2 separate regions of the Homo sapiens genome follow, and region 2 is linked to region 1. The links are chromatin loops, found by intact Hi-C in ENCODE. Cell type or tissue: CD4-positive, alpha-beta T cell. All regions are shown on one strand. Links, peaks and the distances in the headings refer to the core of each region. The heading gives the core; the rest is flanking DNA.

Evidence for each region. A loop is a pair of places that touch in the nucleus more often than their neighbours do. Peaks named below come from ENCODE experiments on the same cell type or tissue, not always from the same donor. Only the 100,000 strongest peaks of a DNase experiment are listed, where the experiment ranks them.
Region 2: it touches region 1 in a loop (3-fold over the local background); 19 of 110 quality-filtered maps call a loop at or near these places.

The regions. Positions count from the first base shown.
Region 1 is chr17:31,362,119-31,367,509 of GRCh38, forward strand. All of the region lies in intron 57 of NF1 (neurofibromin 1), which reads left to right. Among named protein-coding and RNA genes, the nearest start is that of RAB11FIP4, 27 kb to the right of the region's middle. In CD4-positive, alpha-beta T cell, for the core only: no CTCF peak of the experiment used is centred there; no DNase peak of the experiment used is centred there.
Region 2 is chr17:31,270,718-31,276,108 of GRCh38, forward strand. All of the region lies in intron 36 of NF1 (neurofibromin 1), which reads left to right. It overlaps LOC101927057 (a long non-coding RNA gene), which reads right to left and starts at 2,921. Exons shown (of 2, transcript XR_243788.5): 1 at 2,860-2,921; 2 at 1,296-2,048. In CD4-positive, alpha-beta T cell, for the core only: no CTCF peak of the experiment used is centred there; no DNase peak of the experiment used is centred there.

The DNA.
Region 1 (5,391 bases), core at 335-5,334:
CCCAAGTAGAGCCCAGCCAGCAGTCAGTGTGTTAATAAATACCCCAGGCGATTCTTACACACACTAGAATTGGAGAAGCACTGCCCTGGGGTCTGCTTCTGGTCTTGCCCATTATCAGCATTTCAGCTGTGAAGGCCAGGGCAAAACTTAAAATTTACTTTTTTTACAGATACTGCAGCCACTGAATTCCTTCCTGCTTCCCCGCTGATAAACCTTTTAGCATTTTGGAGCTAGGGAACCATACAGGTAATTTAGTTTTAGGCTCACAATATTGTGTACATTGGGGAGACTGAGTTTTAGAAGAGCTGGGTTAACTGCTTTATACAGTTCTTATCTAGAACCAAGGCCAGGCCCTTTTGTACTACATTCATTGCCTTCCATGGCTGTTGTCTGTTTGATTATCTATCTACTTTCCCTTCTCCTTCTTTATTTCCTTGTTTTTGTTTGTTTATTGCTAATTCATTACTTCTGTCTGCCTTGCCTTAAGCCCACCAGTTCTTTTTTTTCTGTTGGACTATTTTCTGGGTTACTGAACAGAAGTTGAAAAGTTTTTAAAAGTCTGCTTCATCTTAACCAAGCTTTTGCCTTTTGGGCTACTAAACTGGTGTTAAACATGTCAAAAATGGTTAGTTTTTTTATTGACTTTTTTTACCCAGTCTAATTGTAGGGAAATTTCTGCCTATCTTTGCCCACTAATGGAGACAATAAAATAATCTGGATGAGAATAAAGAACCATTACAGGTTTCTCTGCTATTTGATTAGTTGCATATGTCCAGTGTTGATTGGCTATTTGCCAAATCATTTGCTTTGGTGAAACAGTCTTACTCTACAACCTTTTACTTAAAATTGTTTATTAAAATCAGAATAGGTTTTATGGCTTTGGTTCCAGTTTCAAACTAATGGTGTCACCTCCATTAGCTCTCCAAAGTTGGTGCCTTTATTCAGGCTGGAAATCTCTGACTATACACAGAAGAGATGAGGAGGTTTAAAAGTAATAGAGTTAAGTGGTATTGTGGTGTTCAACTCTTCCTGTCACTCAATTGTGTGTCATTGGTTTGACAGTTTATTTTACTACATGTTTTCAGAGAAAGGGTTTATCTTTTCAAAAGTAACCTTACTCTCCCACAAAACCCATTTGTATCTCTAAATTACAGGCTCATGTTCACAAAAGGATCCCAATTTATATGCCCAATCACTGAGTTTTTGTCATTTGCTCTTACAGAATAACTCTTAATGGTAAGAGTTGATCTTTTGTTTATAATTAGGTATATTGCTTCATATCTTTAGCTCCATGTAATCTTATATCCTTATCTCTCTCTTTTTTTTTTTTTTTTTTTGAGACAGAGTCTCGCTCTGTCGCCGAGGCTGGAGTCAGTGGTGCGATCTCGACTCACTGCAACCTCTGCCTCCCAGGTTCATGCCATTCTTCTGCCTCAGCCTCCCGAGTAGCTGGGACTACAGGCGCCCACCACCACACCTGGCTAATTTTTTGTATTTTTAGTAGAGATGGGGTTTTATGGTGTTAGCCAGGATGATCTCGATCTCCTGACCTCGTGATCCACCCACTTCAGCCTCCCAAAGTGCTGGGATTACAGGCGTGAGCCACTGCGCCCAGCATTTTTTTTTTTTTTCCCCCTTTGGAGACAGTGTCTCGCTCAGTAGCCCAGGCTGGAGTGCAGTGGCGCAGTCTTGGCTCACTGCAACCTCTGCCTCCTTGGTTCAAGCTATTCCCCTGCCTCAGCCTCCCTAGTAGCTGGAATTACAAGTGCACACCACCACGCCTGGCTAATTATTGTATTTTTAGTAGAAACCCGGTTTCCCCATGTTGACCAGGCTGGTCTCGAACTCCTGACCTTAGGTGATCCACCCATCTCAGCCTCCCAAAGTGCTGGGATTACAGGCTTGAGCCACGGCGCTCAGCCATCTCATTTCTTTATGGCGTTGAGTTTGCTTATATCAAAAAACCAAAAGAAAGTTGTCCAGATTCCTAACTCAGTCTGGCGTTTCAACTTTGCTGTTTAGCTGTATAGAAACCAAAACATTTCCTTATCTCCATTCCCAGCAGCCAAGTCTCAAGCAGTAGTATTGAAAGAAGTTCTCTGTCATTCCCCGATATGGAGCATAAGTTTGATTTACCATCAAATTACCCAACATCAACCTATACTTAGTCAACTGAGATTTAAACAGATAAAGGTTCCATTGCCCTATTTCAAAAAGCAAATGTTGCTGATCTGCACGCATTCAATCCTTTGCTATAAATGTTTCATGTCAATGCAAAACTCTTCATTCTAGATCTTTGATGTTTAGCAGGATCAGCTACTGAGCTGTATTTTCTTTTGTCCAACATTTTCTACTAGCAAATCAACAAAATAAGAGATTCATGAACCTCTCCTCCTCCCCCTCCTGCCCCAGCATTAGGTCTTACTTAAATTAAACATTTGGGCAGTATTTCGTTAGTTACCAGCTTTGAGGAGAAGTGGTAGTCACTTACATAAAGCAATTGTCTCTGAAAATGCATTCTTCTTGACAAATTAGCATAGCCTAATTCTCCATCCTAAGGGGGACTGTTTTACAAGTCTACATATAAAAGTACCTAAATGGTTGTCTTCTGAATCCCTCCCTAGTAGAAATTGAATTTGGCATCAGTGGAGCCAGTGACTGTACCTGGGATTCAGTGCATATAGAATTGCATTGACTGTGACCCTTTAGGCAAATGGATGTAAGACTTTGGCTCTTAGGATTTTCCCAAACACCAATAAGAGCATCTTGAAGAGAATCCATTTACTTTATGATATATAAGGATATTTCAGGTTTGATATTATGATCCTTATTAGGTCCAGTCTAGCTGAGCTGGACATGAATTGAAGAACCAGAATTAGAACTAGAAAATGAAACCCAGGCTGAGTGCGGTGGCTCACGCCTGTAATCCTAACACTTTTGGGAGGCCGAGGCAGGTGGATTGCTTGAGACCAGCCTGGGCAACATGACGAAATCCCATCTCTACAAAAATAGAAAAATTAGCCAGGCGTAGTGGCATGCATTTGTAGTCCCAGCTACTTGGGAGGCTGGGGTGGGAGAATCACCTGAGCCGGAGAGGTCAAGGCTGTGGTGAGCTGTGATCATGCCACTGCACTCCAGTCAGGGATTGAGAACCTATCTCAAAAAAAAAAAAAAAAAAAGAAGGAAAGAAAGAAAATGAATTAATAGGATCCATTTCCAAAGCATTAAAATTTAATATATACTTTATCAGGGTCTTCTGATATTCTTCAGAGGAGAATTGTTGTAAGTTAATTCAATAAACATTTGAATACCTGTTTTGTAGGTGTATGTTAAGTATGTATTAGAATCCTTGATCACCAGAGACTTGACGGTTTTTGCCTTGAAAGTTATTTCCTTCCGATCCATGTTGTTTAACAAATTCTAAGTGTGCACTATTTTTTTTATTTTAAATACAAGATTAATACTATAGTGCACTGTAGAAAATACCAAAATTCCAGATATTTATCCTACATATATGTATTGTTTACTATATGCAAGGGGCTCTTAGACCCCAGGGGAGCAGAGGGGCTGCCAGGGCATGATACCTGCCTTCAATATATTTCAGATCAGAACGGGCAGTAGAATGTACATAGATAACTATTTTGACCTCTATTGTGATACCTGTCATGTTGTACCTTGTACTATATAGTATTCTGATAGTTCAAAGGGACATTTGTGTGGAAGGATCATGTAATAATTATGGCAAAAGTTTTATAACACATTTTTCACCTCAAAAATGTTTTTAAACAAAACAAGTAAATTCGTGATCTATTTAATTTTTTTTTTTTTTTTTTTGAGATGGAGTCTTGCTCTGTCACCCAGGCTGGAGTGCAGTGGCACGATCTCAGCTCACTGCAACCTCCGCCTCCCAGGTTCAAGCAATTCTCCTGCTTCACCCTGCTGAGTAGCTGGCACTACAGGCACCCACTACCATGCCTGGCTAATTTTTGTATTTTTAGTGGAGACAGGGTTTCACCATATTGGCCATGCTGGTCTCGAACTCCTGACCTTGTGATCCTCCCACCTCCACCTCCCAAAGTGCTGGGAATTACAGGCATGAGCCACCGCACCTGGCCTAAAATTTTTTTTTACTAGGAAAAAGGCTTTAACTTTTTTTTGTTTGATCAGCTCATTTTACTGTTAGTATTGGTGCGTGAATTTTTTAGAACAAAGACATACTTAGTTCATCGTTACTTTAGACTCCCTTCTTCCATTTTTATTTCTGGCCTTGGTCCAAGCCTACCAGTCATTCTCTCACTTTGCTTCTGTAATGTAGACCTTCTTCCTGAGAAGCTGGCTAGATCAGGTAGTGATCATAACATTCCTAAACCAATAGTGCTGATAGCTCTGTGTACGGAGGGATATTTCATCTAAACCATTGCTCTAAACTTAGACTTGGCTCTGAGTCAGTAATACTTCTGTTTACTAGGTTTGAAATATCTCCCTCTTAGCTGGGCACAGTGGCACATGCTTGTGGTCCCAGCTACTAGGGAGGCTGAGGTGGGAGGATTGCTTGAGCCCAAGAGTTCAAGTCTGGCCTGGGCAACATCATGAGACCCTCGTCTTTTAAAAGAAGGAAAAGAAATATCTCCCTTTTAGAAGAAACCTAGAAGTCTCTATTTTGAGGCCACTTAAGATCTCTGAAATGATTTTAATGTTTTAGAGAATTGTTTATGGTATTACCTGACCTTTTTTTCTTGATTTGTTTTCTTTTTCTTTGTTATTATCCTATGTTTAAGGGAGAAAAATAATTTTAAATTGAGCGATTTCTTGGTATAATTCTTGCTAATTTTTAAATCTAATTTTTAGCTTAATTCTTAATTTAAACTAAAATTCTTAATTTTAATATAAGTGGTAAAAAAATACATCTACAAAGTTGTAAGTTCTCTCATTTATTTACCAACTGTAATATTTAGGAAATTAATGGTCAGAATTCAATAATTAAAACCAGATTCCTTCTGAAAACCAAGGAACATTATAATTATCTAGTATCTAATTGTATTTCACCCTTTTTTAAATCTTATGAACATCACTTACTTGCTTTTTTTTCTTCCATTCTTTGTAAAGCTTCTCTGCCTTGCTCTAAATCAGCAGTTTTCATGCAGCTGTTCCCTCATCAAGGTACTCTTTATTTTCATCATCTTTGCACGAAAATACTGCTTACCCCACACTCATCCTGGGCACATAGCATGAGACTTTACTCACCGGTCCCTGTAAGCTCAGTCTGCCTTAGGCACTTTAGGAACTTGTAAAGCCACCACTTTATAAGGTCTTGGTACTTAACAGGAATTGCACGGCCAGTGTGTGGCCTGTCTTGTTTAAGGAGCTGCTAATACCCACCCAGAACAATGA
Region 2 (5,391 bases), core at 272-5,271, 91 kb before region 1:
AATAATGATAATAGCTAACATTTCCTAAGTGCTTTCTCTGCATCAGGAAACTGTGCATATTACATAATTTCTCATTTAATCTACATAATAACCTTCTGAGATATTATTAACAATTAATTGACGTACGTATAAACTGAAACCCAAACATGGCTATCAGAATGATCTGGAACATTAAAACAAACATATCCCCAGCCCCCATTTCCAAACCAAAATCTCAGGGGCAGGGCCTTATTTATATATTTAACAGGCACTCCAAGTGTTTCATTTATTACTAAAGTTTGGGAATCTCACTGGGTCATGTACTTAATTCATGGTAGCACAACTAGTAAGAATCAGAATTCGGTTTCAAACCTAAGCCAAAGCTCTTAACAAATGCACTATTAATTACATGCTTATTACTATTATAATTGTATGCTTGGGTAAATCTTTGTAGATGAGCATGAAAACCTAACCAACAGTTATGAGATATATTACTCTGGGGAAAATAAGTTCTCGATTCCAGGCATCTGATTTACAAATGGTTTTTTGAAACATAAGACAAGAGTGTACTCAATATAAGATAATCTTGTCATTGGCGCAATATCATTATACATTACAAAGGTTAGCAGAATTGGCACCTTTTCTTAGCGAAATGACATATTACTATTAACACATTCATGAAATATGTTAATACAGATGAATGTGTTATTTTGTAGAGCGCTTTAGTTTATCAGATTAGCATTTTTTGTCTGTTTAATAAAAAATAAAATATAGACCGGGCATGGTGGCTCACACCTGTAATCTCAGCACTTTGGGAAGCCAAGGCGGGTAGATCCCCTGAAGTCAGGAGTTTGAGACCAGCGTGGCCAACATGGTGAAACCCCTCTACTAAAAATACAAAAAATTAATCGAGCGTGGTGGTGGGCATCTGTAATCCCAGCTACTCTGGGGGCTGAGGCAGGAGAATTGCTTGAACCCAGGAGGTGGAGGTTGCAGTGAGCTGAGGTCATGCCATTGCACTCCAGCCTGGGCAACAGGAGTGAAACTCTGTCTCAAAAAAATAAAAATAAAATACAAAAACAACTTCCCCCATACCACTCCTTATCCCACACCCCCATCCTCTATCCCCTATCCCCTATCCTTCATCTCTCTGTCACTGTTGCTCACTCGCTCTCTCACTCTCATGTGTGTGCTCTCTCTCACATACACCACACACACACACACACCCCACCTACATAATTTCTTCTCTTACACCTTTAATATAAATATCTGAGTTTTGGTTCAGTTTTGCAAACATTTAAAAGGCAAACATGGTATTTTGCTTGTTTCAGCATTTAATAAGGTAGTGCATACTTCTTTCATATGGAAGGAAAACATCATATTAAGTTAATATTTAAACGTACACAATTATAATTTGCAAAAAAAAATCAAGATGATAATTTCTTAAATAGTAAATTGAAATAAATGATATTTTCCTAGCATGCTTGTCATTCAGCAATAATAAGAAACTGAGATAAGAATGCAGGCAGTTGAAGTTCACTTCAGCCTGAGTGCAAGTATACACAAAACAGCAAAAATATTACATAGAAAATAAATGTTGTCCATTGGATTGAGTATGGTGCTACCATTTGTCACAGTGTTCATATTCATAGTTGTGGCTATCTTTGGGGTCACTGCTGTATTCAGACTTGTCTTGGAATTTGGAGTCATCTAGGGATTTGAGGTCATTTTGAGATTTGGGCTTGTCCCAGGATTGGTGCTACCATTTGTCACAGTATTCATATTCATAGTTGTGGCTCTTTGGGGTCACTGCTCTATTCAGACTTGTCTTGGAATTTGGAGTCATCTTGGGACTCGAGGTCATTTTGAGATCTGGGCTTATCCCAGGATTGGGGTTCATTCTGGGATTGGTGCTCTTCCTGGGATTAGGTCTGGTCCCGGGATTCAGGCTTGACGCAGGATTGGATACTGCCATAGAATTTGAGGTTGTTGATGTTGAAGTTTGTCCCCGGAATGTTAACAAACATGAAGAGCAGGCCAATCGGTGATAGCTTGAACATCATCCTCCTCTGTTTCACAATAATTATATAATTTTAATTGAACACTTGGATCACAAATAGGCAAGCATATATCCTTAATTGTGTTTATCAGTACATTTGTGTTATGTAAATGTTTGCTTTTTCACTATTAGTGAACAAATTAAAAGCTTCCCTTTCTTTGTTGTCAACATCTGCTGACACAAGACCTATTTTCTATTGAGGGCTACCAACTGAAGGCAAAAACAATCCCAAGACTGAAAAAGAGCTTAATTGGCATTTTTCTATTTAAAAAAGGAAAAAAATAAAACTCTAGACATTCAATGCAATAAATATGGGGGCTTGAGATCAGTATAGAGTAGGGTAGGGGCAAAGACTGAGAGGCAATTTGGGACAGTAGAGCAACAAAAGAAATAATGAAATAAATATTGGTATTTTCTTGATTTCTCATGACCTTTATTCCAACAATTTAAGGTTTTAGTTTAGGTCACAAATTAGGATATTACTTCTAAATATTTACCCAAAGACTAAAGAGGTTAAACCAAAGCATTTCCCCAGTGCTGGGATGAGGTTTTCTTCATTAACAACAACAACAACAACAATAACAAACTAGAGAAGTTCATAGTTTTAAGATTTAGAAATGAACAAAACCAACTCCTTCATTTTGCAAATGGGCTCAGACAAGGGGCATAACTTACCTGAGGGTGCATATCTAAAAATGACCCAAGCTAGAACTTAAGTCTGTGACTTAAAGCCCAAATTTTAACTGTAGAACTCTAACATATATATTAAAAGTTACATTTGGCTCTAATATGTAATTGAGAACATTTCAAATTAATGTTACCTTTTGATATTTTTCTTTGAAGAGTAAGAATTCAGTCTTTCTCCAGCGTCTATGGGGAATCTGATTTCTCACTCACTGCATGCTATTTAAATATAATTAGTGAGGAAGTCATGTGTTCTAAACTTGACCTGCCATTTGCTCTTTGGAAGTATCCAACTGAGTGTTTCCAGACAACTACATATAAACAGATAGACTTTGGCAGAGATTAAAGAATTCAAATAAAGTTCTAAAATCTGCTTGCTAATTTAAAGAATCCAGTGAATAGCATTTGTTATTCCTCTTACCATGTATACATTAATGAATTGCTTCACTGGATTGACTCTAACTAGATGAATTTACTATTTTGCCTGCTGTGATTATTATGATTTTAAACCAAGTAAGTGTATTAAAGGTGTCTGCGTTTTCCTTAGAACATCTGTACATATGTTTATAGGGCAGTTTCTACCCATGGTTATTTTGAAGTTTAAAAAATAATTCAGTAATACAACATTTCAGGTATTTAATTTTTGGTAAATAAAGTAACCTTAGAAAAGAAGTTAAACTTCATTAATATGAAACTTAAGAAAAGGATTACATATGAAAGTGATACTTTTTCATACTGAGTTTACAAACTTTTGTGTGTTTGTGTATGGTTTTTTAATGTATTAAACCAGTCACCTTGAAGTGCATAAAGTAAATTTTTTGAAGGAATTTTGTCTTTTGGTCAGCCGTTTTCCATGATAACTAGCATATAGGGAAATTGGGTTGTATTCTGCTAATGTTTTCATCATATTGGCCAGCACACTTTAAAAATTGCAGGACTGTGAACAATGGTGTTGACATACAAGGAAATTGCAACATAAATGGCAGAAGTACAAGCCAGTACATGTTCCTCACTTGTTTTACTGTGCTGTGAAGATCATTTTTCCCCTGAATGAATAAACCATGAATAGAACCATGCTTGGTAAATCTTATTTATATGGTACATATAATAACTTCACTTAACTGGAGGTTAATGTGGTCAGATCTAAGAAGTAAACAAACAAAAAAAAACTACTTGGCAACCAGAGTAGATATTATGAATCGGAGTACTGCAGTAATTTACAGGAGTTTGTCATTGTCCTCTCTCTGCTCACTTGCTCATTCTGTGGATTTCTTTGGGGGGTATATAGTTGGTAATAGTAATAGTAATAGTAATAGTAATAGTAATGTTTCGAACTTGAGCAAACTGTGACTTATTCTATTTTTCTAATCTTGACCTTTTGAGTACTACACTTACACAACTCTTTATTGATGCTTCAAACACCTCAGTCTCAACTTGTTTAAAATTCAGAAGTTAGTGTTTTCTCCTTCCTATTTTTGTATCTAGATATATTCTTCTCATAATCTCTTGGTTAATTGTATCATCACCTAGCCAAATGTTTCTCCAACACTGGATTTCTCATTATCTTCTCTTTCTTATTTATCTTAAGCTCTCCAGGCCTCTTCATGATGATTAAGTAAAATTTAAATTCTATTTAGTACTCAAATGTTCCCAAACAAACAATAGTCAATTTGCCATTATTCAGGTCTTCAAATACCCACCAACTTTGTATCTTTGTGCAGCCTCCCCAACTTGCCCAAAGTGTAATAATAGCCCCCTCTTATCCTAAGTTTCACTTTCCATAGTTTCAGTTACCCATGGTCCACCATGGTCTGAAAATACTCAATGGAAAATTCCAGAAATAAACATAAGTTGGATGTATCATGAGGTTAATAGTAGCCTAGCACTGTGTCACAGTGCTGCATTAGTCAACCCACTTCATCTTATCACATAGGCATTGTGTCATATCACATCATCACAAGAAGGGCGAGTATAGTACAATAAGATATTTTGAGAGAGATGCCATGTGCATGTGCTTTTATTGTAGTATATTGCTATAACTTCTATTTTATTATTGTTTTTAATCTCTTACTGTGCCTAATTTATAATTAAACTTTATCACAGGTATTTCTGTATAGGAGAAAAACACAGCATATATTGGGTTCAATACTGTAATTCTGTGGTTTCAGGTATCCCTGAGGGGTCTTGGAACATATCCCCCACAGTTAAGGGGGTACTACTGTACTTTCCTCATTCAAAATTGTGTTGTTTCTTCAAGCTCCACTCATGTCAGCACCTTTTATACGATCCTTCCCTAATTCTTCACGTCAGAATCAGTCATTTTAGTACTTTATACTTTGATCAGAGTCTCATTTTCACTAAAGAAACTAAATCTTCCACCATATTCTGGCTTTTTTTGTGGTAAGATACCACCTCTTATTCCTTCTATTCCCTCTAGCTTCTAATATAGTGAGTGTTTATAAAGAATAGGACACAGGGCCAGTTATAAAGAATAGGACACAGGCTCATGCCTGTAATCCCAGCACTTTGGGAGGCCGAGGTGGGCAGATCACGAGGTCAGGAGATGGAGACCATCCTGGCTAACACGGTGAAACCCCATCTCTACTAAAAATACAAAAAATTAGCCAGGCTTGGTGGTATGCGCCTGTAGTCCCAGCTACTTGGGAGGC